2 separate regions of the Homo sapiens genome follow, and region 1 is linked to region 2. Evidence: chromatin contacts called from ENCODE Hi-C or POLR2A ChIA-PET data. All regions are on one chromosome and are shown on one strand. The core of a region is the stretch at or near the end of the contact, and the rest is flanking DNA. Distances in the headings are between cores, read along the strand shown. Region 1 holds the start of DOK4 (docking protein 4). Region 2 overlaps LOC105371291 (a long non-coding RNA gene).

Region 1 (2,721 bases), core at 1-2,500, 100 kb after region 2:
CTTGGCCATGGGCCTGGGGCTGGTTAGCTCAGGCTGATCACAGACACCACAATGACCATCAGGGAAATTTTCAGACATCCAGAGGCAGCCTCCTTTTAAGCTCCCTGGGCAAGGCTGAGGCCCAGGCGTCTCCGGGGCAGGGGCATGCATTCCATGGGTGGGTGTTGGGATCCTTGGTCCCTCACTGCTTTAGGCCTATTCCTCTGAGACACCTGGACAGTAGCTGGATGTGGAGGTATTTTCATTTCTCAGGATTTTGGCTGTTCAGGTGGCCTATTGTTTTGTTTTGTATATATGGTCTAAAGCAGTGGTTCTCACACATTCGTGTGCATCAGAATCACCTGGCCTGTTAAAACACACATTTCTGCTGGAAACCCCCAAAAATTCTGATTTCATAGGTCTGAGTAGGGCAGGGAATTTGCATTTCTAACAAGTTTCAAGGTGATGGGAAGCTTCTGGTCCAGGGACTACACTTTGAGAAGCCCTGGTGTAAAAAGGTACAGACGTGAAAACCAGAGGGGGGACAGCTCCTCCCCAGAGGAGGCACTGGGCAACTTCTCTTGTCCCTGCCTGGCACAGCTGAGGCCTGTGACTGGGGATTCCGACAGATCAGTGAGTCAACCACTGCACAGGCCCGAAGGGCAGAGGTGAGGGGGTTGGGGGCTGGGTGGGGGCAGCAATGAAGGGGAATGAAGTTTGAGCTTGAGGGCAAAGTCTCAGGGGGACCTAGAATGGGAGAACTGGATGTTTTGAGGGTGGAGAGGAGACCAGGGAAGACAGAGGTGCTGGTGCGGCTACTTGAGGAGGGGTAGCAGAGGAGGTCACTGTGGGGCTGGGAGAGCTGGGCTGTGAGGGCCCAGAGAGTCATGATGGGGTTAGGGGAGCAATGGGTGTGTATGTGATTCCTGAAGAAGTGAAGGAATTGAGATATGGGGGCTGGGAGCTGATGTGGCGTATGGGTGTGTATGTGATTCCTGAAGAAGTGAAGGGGTTGAGATGTGGGGGCTGGGAGCTGATGTGGAGTTCAGCTTTCAGGGGCTGAGAGGCCATGTGGGCTTTGGGGCCCAGGGAGGGGCGGTGGGAATGAGCTGGGGGTACCGGGGGCGACCTGAAGCGGGTGCGGGGGTGCCAGGGCGCCAGGGCAGAATCGCGCGTCCCGCGGCTCGGAGGAATACGGCGGGGGCCGGCCGCCAGGGCGGGGCAGGGGGCGGGGCGCAGCGGCGAGACCTGGCGGAGGGGGGAGCGGAGCGGAGTCCCAGCCGGAGCCCCAGCCGGAGCCCGATCCCTAGCCCTGCGGCCGCGCCTCCCTCGCCGTCCCCGCCTGGAGCCCGGCGCCGCCGCCGCCCTGCCGCCCCCGCCAGCCGCGCCGTGACGCGGGCATGAGCCTGCTCCGCGGCGCCGCTGAGCAGGCGCTCCTGGCCCGGGCCTCGGCGCCCAGGTAAATTGGGGGGCGTGAGGCAGGGAGGGGGACATAGGCCGCCCAGAGCCTGCAAGAGTCTCGGCGACTCCCACCCCTGAGGACCCTCAGTCACTTCCTGAACCTGAGGACGCTCCGTCCCATGGGACCTTCCTACTCTCGGGTGGGGAGCTTAGAGACCCGCCCCCCAAAAGCCAGTGCCTGGGCCCTGAAACTCCCTGCGCTCTCTCCACCCGCAGCTTTCCTCTCCGGGGGAGCCCAGGTCGCGAGCTGACCTCACCCGCACCCACACAAACCTCATCCGAGCAACCCAGGCCCTGCGCTCCCGGGCCTGCCCCCCCGGAAGGGGCATAACCCAGCCCCTGGCAGCTCCCAACCTTCTCTCTGCCTTCCTGCTCCTCCCCGGGGCCTCCTGTTCGCTCACCTCCTCCAAATTCCAAGAGATGATTTTCTGTACCCCAGCTGGCCCCCACTGCCGACCCCCTCCTGCCTATGGGGTTTCTCCCCACAGCCCAAACTCATGGCCAGCTGCCTCCTGTCCTTGAACCTTTCTCCATTGGCCCCCAAGGTCCTGTCCACCTTCTCCCCCAGGGCCCGCAAGGCCCTAGATCCAGTTACATGCTTTCTATTACTGAAAAGGGGCATGAGCCGAGGCTGGGCACCTGGGTGATGTGGCAGAGCAGGGGCTCTGTGCAGCCTGCCTGCCCCAAGCCATGGGGACACGTCAGTTGCTGGGGCGCTTCCGCTTGGATGGAGGGTGTGGGTTGGAGGGGTCTGATGGCCAGGGCAGCGAGGGGCCTGGCAGTATCTCTAGGAGACTCCACTTGGGCAGTGTGAGGTGGGCTTGCTTAGGGCAGGTTCTTTCCTGGACCCTTTCAGAGGGATGTGGCGCTGGTACAGGCTCTTCCTGCCCCCACCCCCAACTCTGATCCCAGGAGCTGTGCCTCCTCTCCCCAGTTGCTTGCCTTGCTGTGCTGGTACTGGTTACTCCCAGCACTTCCCTCCTGGGCAGGGCAGCAGGGCTGGGCATGACCTCACCCCACAACCCTGGCCAAGGTGGGGCCGCCCAACTAGGCCTGGCCTCGATGTCAGCAGCATGCTCTTCCCTGAGGCAGCTCTGAACCAAACTGCGGGTCTTGGGCACAGCTGGTTCTCCAGTAACAACAGCCTGCTGGCCATGCCAGTCAGCGCTGAGACCCAGGAGCTGGGAGCCCACTGTGGCTCACGCACCTCTGGAAGCTGAGCCAGGTCCAGCCAGATGGAGGCTGGTGGTGGTGGAAGAAAGGATGGGGAGGAGGACAAGT
Region 2 (2,732 bases), core at 197-2,696:
AATGCAGGGCCTGTCTGAGACCAGAGGCTCCCACTGTGCCAGGCACAGCCTGAAAGCAGGTCTGGCGTGCTTCTGAGAAGCAGGCTTCTCAGCCTTAGCAAAGCTTTCCCTGGACCAAGCCTGGAGGGTGTAGAGAACCACGTTGAGACCACGGAGTCTAACCCCAGGCCCTTCCCCCGTTTTCCTTCCAGGAGCAAGCAACCTAAGCCACCCAGATTTTTGTTTAACCCAATGGCCTTCTCCATAAAGGACGAGTTGAATTTCCTACCCATGCAGGGGATGAGAGGCCTTGGAGTCTAATGTGACATAAAAATTAATATGACATTTTTGCACCTCCGAGCTTGACCACACACATCTCATTATGTTATCACTGCCTGATACTTCTCCACTCCCCAGCAAATGGTGAGCCAAAGGTGGGGGAGTGAAGTGGCAGAAACGGGAACTGGGTCTCCTTCCTTCATAGGGTACCCTGGAGCTGAGCAAGTCCTGGCTCAACAGAAGGTCTCACTGCATGTTGGATAGACAGAGAGTAGATGGACAGGTGTTTGAACATTGGATGGATGGATGGATGGATGGATGGATGGATGGATGAATGGATGGATGAAGAGAAGAGCCCACAGACATTAGAATGGACAGATGAGTGGATGAAGGAGGAAGGAAGGATGGATGGATGGAGGGATGGATGGATAGATGGACAGATGGACACGCAGACATTAGAATGGATAGATGGACGGATGAATGGATGGAGGCTGGACGGATGGATGACGGGTGGAGGACAATGGACAGATGGATAGTCAGATGAATGGCTGGATGAAGGAACAGATGAGTGGATAGATGAGGAAATAGAAGATAAAGCGATAATGGATGGATGGGCAGACAAAAGAATGAACAGATAAATGGATGAATGGACAAAAGTATAAATGGATGGGTGAATGTTAGAACAACAGACAGCCCAACAGATGGATGGACACACTTACCAATGTTCTTCTTTAACAGGACTGGGAAAGTCAAGCCAGGGCCTCAGACCTGCTCTTGTTGGAAATGCTCCACCTCATAGATGGCAGGGATGTCATCGCCACCCACAGGCGCTAGGATGAGGGAAGAAGGCAGAAGTGGCCAGCCCTGACCCCTGGTGGTTGCTATGGGAATGATCACCCCAGAGCCTGGCTTGGCTGCGGGAAGCTGGAAAGGGTGGGACATTCCAGCACACTCTGATCTTCTGTCATCCAGGCAGGCTCCCATCAAAACGTTCTTGGACACAGTTTGCCACATCTATAGTGTGCTAGGCACCAAACCAGGAGTTTTCTTACACTCTGAGGGCCTAGTCTTGGCCAAGCCCTGCTAGAGAGAGCTGCTGGGGCCACTGTGGACAGGTGACTCATACGGCATACATTTATGCATTGCTTGTCACGCCAGGCTGCGAGCCAGCCCACTCACTCCTTTCTCATCAGCCTTTGAAGTAACACCCAGGACAACCCCCATTTGACAGGTGAGAATACAGAGCCTCAGAGAGGCCAAGAGGCTTGCATGGGGCTGTAGCAAGTGAGGGGCAGAACCCAGGCTGTCAGGGAATCTCCCCCTCACCCTGCCCACCCTTAACGACCTTGCTCCCTGCCTCCCCGCCAGACCCTGTGGGGAGGAAAATTGAGGTTGATGTTCTAAGCATGCCGGCCTCAGCATGAACACACACACAGCCCCTCCCACCTCAGATATCCCTGTCCAGTAGGGTCACTCCCAACCTCTCATGGTTCTGGTGGGGAAGCAGAGCCTGGTGTGATCTCGGCTCCAGCACTGAGTAGCTGTATGACCCTGGGCGAGCCACTTAACCTGTCTGTGCTTCAGCTCCTCATGCGTGTTCCCAGTATGATACTAAACACAGGGCTGGTGTCAACATTCAATGAGCAAAAATATTTAGAGAGCATCTGACTCACCGGGAGTGTTTCCTCTTATCATTGCTAGGGAGGAAATGGGCTTGGAGAAGAAAAAGCCTGAATATGGAAGACATAGCAGTTTCCCCCACGCTGTTTCATCATTTTTCAAAAATACGGTGGTATCATCACTCTTCTTAGAAACAGTGCCCCCTCCTTTGCCTGCAAACAAAATCCAAATTCCTGAGTCTCCCCTACCCTTCCCTACCTCCCCTCCCCAGAGGCATCCTGAATTTTGTATGTGCCCTTTACAGCTCTGTCTGTATAGTTCAGTGCAGTATAAATGTTTAGATATGTATTACTTACTTTTTCTTGGCATTAAACCATTATTAAAAAGGTATGGGCTGGGCACGGTGGCTCACGCCTGTAATCCCAGCACTTTGGGAGGCCGAAGTGGGCAGATCAACTTGAGGCCAGGAGTTTGAGACCAGCCCGGCTAACATGGTAAAAATCAGTCTCTACTAAAAATACAAAAAATTAGCCAGGTATGGTGGCACACGCCTATAACCCCAGCTACTTGGGAGGCTGAGGCAGGAGAATTGCCTGAGCCTGGAATACAGAGGTTGCAGTGAGCCAAGATTGCACCCCTGTGCTCCAGCCTGGGTGTGACAGGGCAAGACACTGTCTCCAAAAAAAAAAAAAAATGGTATTGACCAAGTGTGGTGGCTCATGCCTGTAATCTCAGCCTGGGCAACATAGTGAGACCCCCATCTCTACAAAAAAAAAAAAAAAAAAAAGCTGGGTGTGGTGGTGTGCTTGTAGTCCCAGCTACTCCAGAGGCTCAGGCGGGAGGATCACATGGCC

Evidence for each region. A loop is a pair of places that touch in the nucleus more often than their neighbours do. ChIA-PET counts read pairs that join two places held with the same protein, here RNA polymerase II (POLR2A). Pooled maps may share reads with other maps.
Region 1: a loop to region 2 is called in a pooled map, with 3 times the contacts of the local background. The contact joins the promoter of DOK4 here to the enhancer-like site in region 2. A Hi-C loop is called at or near these places in 7 of 50 pooled maps. POLR2A ChIA-PET finds 5 or more read pairs at or near these places in 5 of 52 experiments (A549, HEK293, OCI-LY7 and 2 more).

Annotation. Positions count from the first base shown.
Region 1 is chr16:57,485,022-57,487,742 of GRCh38, reverse strand. DOK4 (docking protein 4) reads left to right here and starts at 1,250. Exons shown (of 9, transcript NM_018110.5): 1 at 1,250-1,438. RefSeq lists a silencer at 1,070-1,369 and an enhancer at 1,201-1,997.
Region 2 is chr16:57,589,970-57,592,701 of GRCh38, reverse strand. All of the region lies in intron 1 of LOC105371291 (a long non-coding RNA gene), which reads left to right. Among named protein-coding and RNA genes, the nearest start is that of ADGRG1, 37 kb to the left of the region's middle. Within about 2 kb of position 1,446, at least 13 of the 41 ENCODE cell types and tissues checked have a DNase peak (open chromatin) inside an H3K27ac peak, as active enhancers do.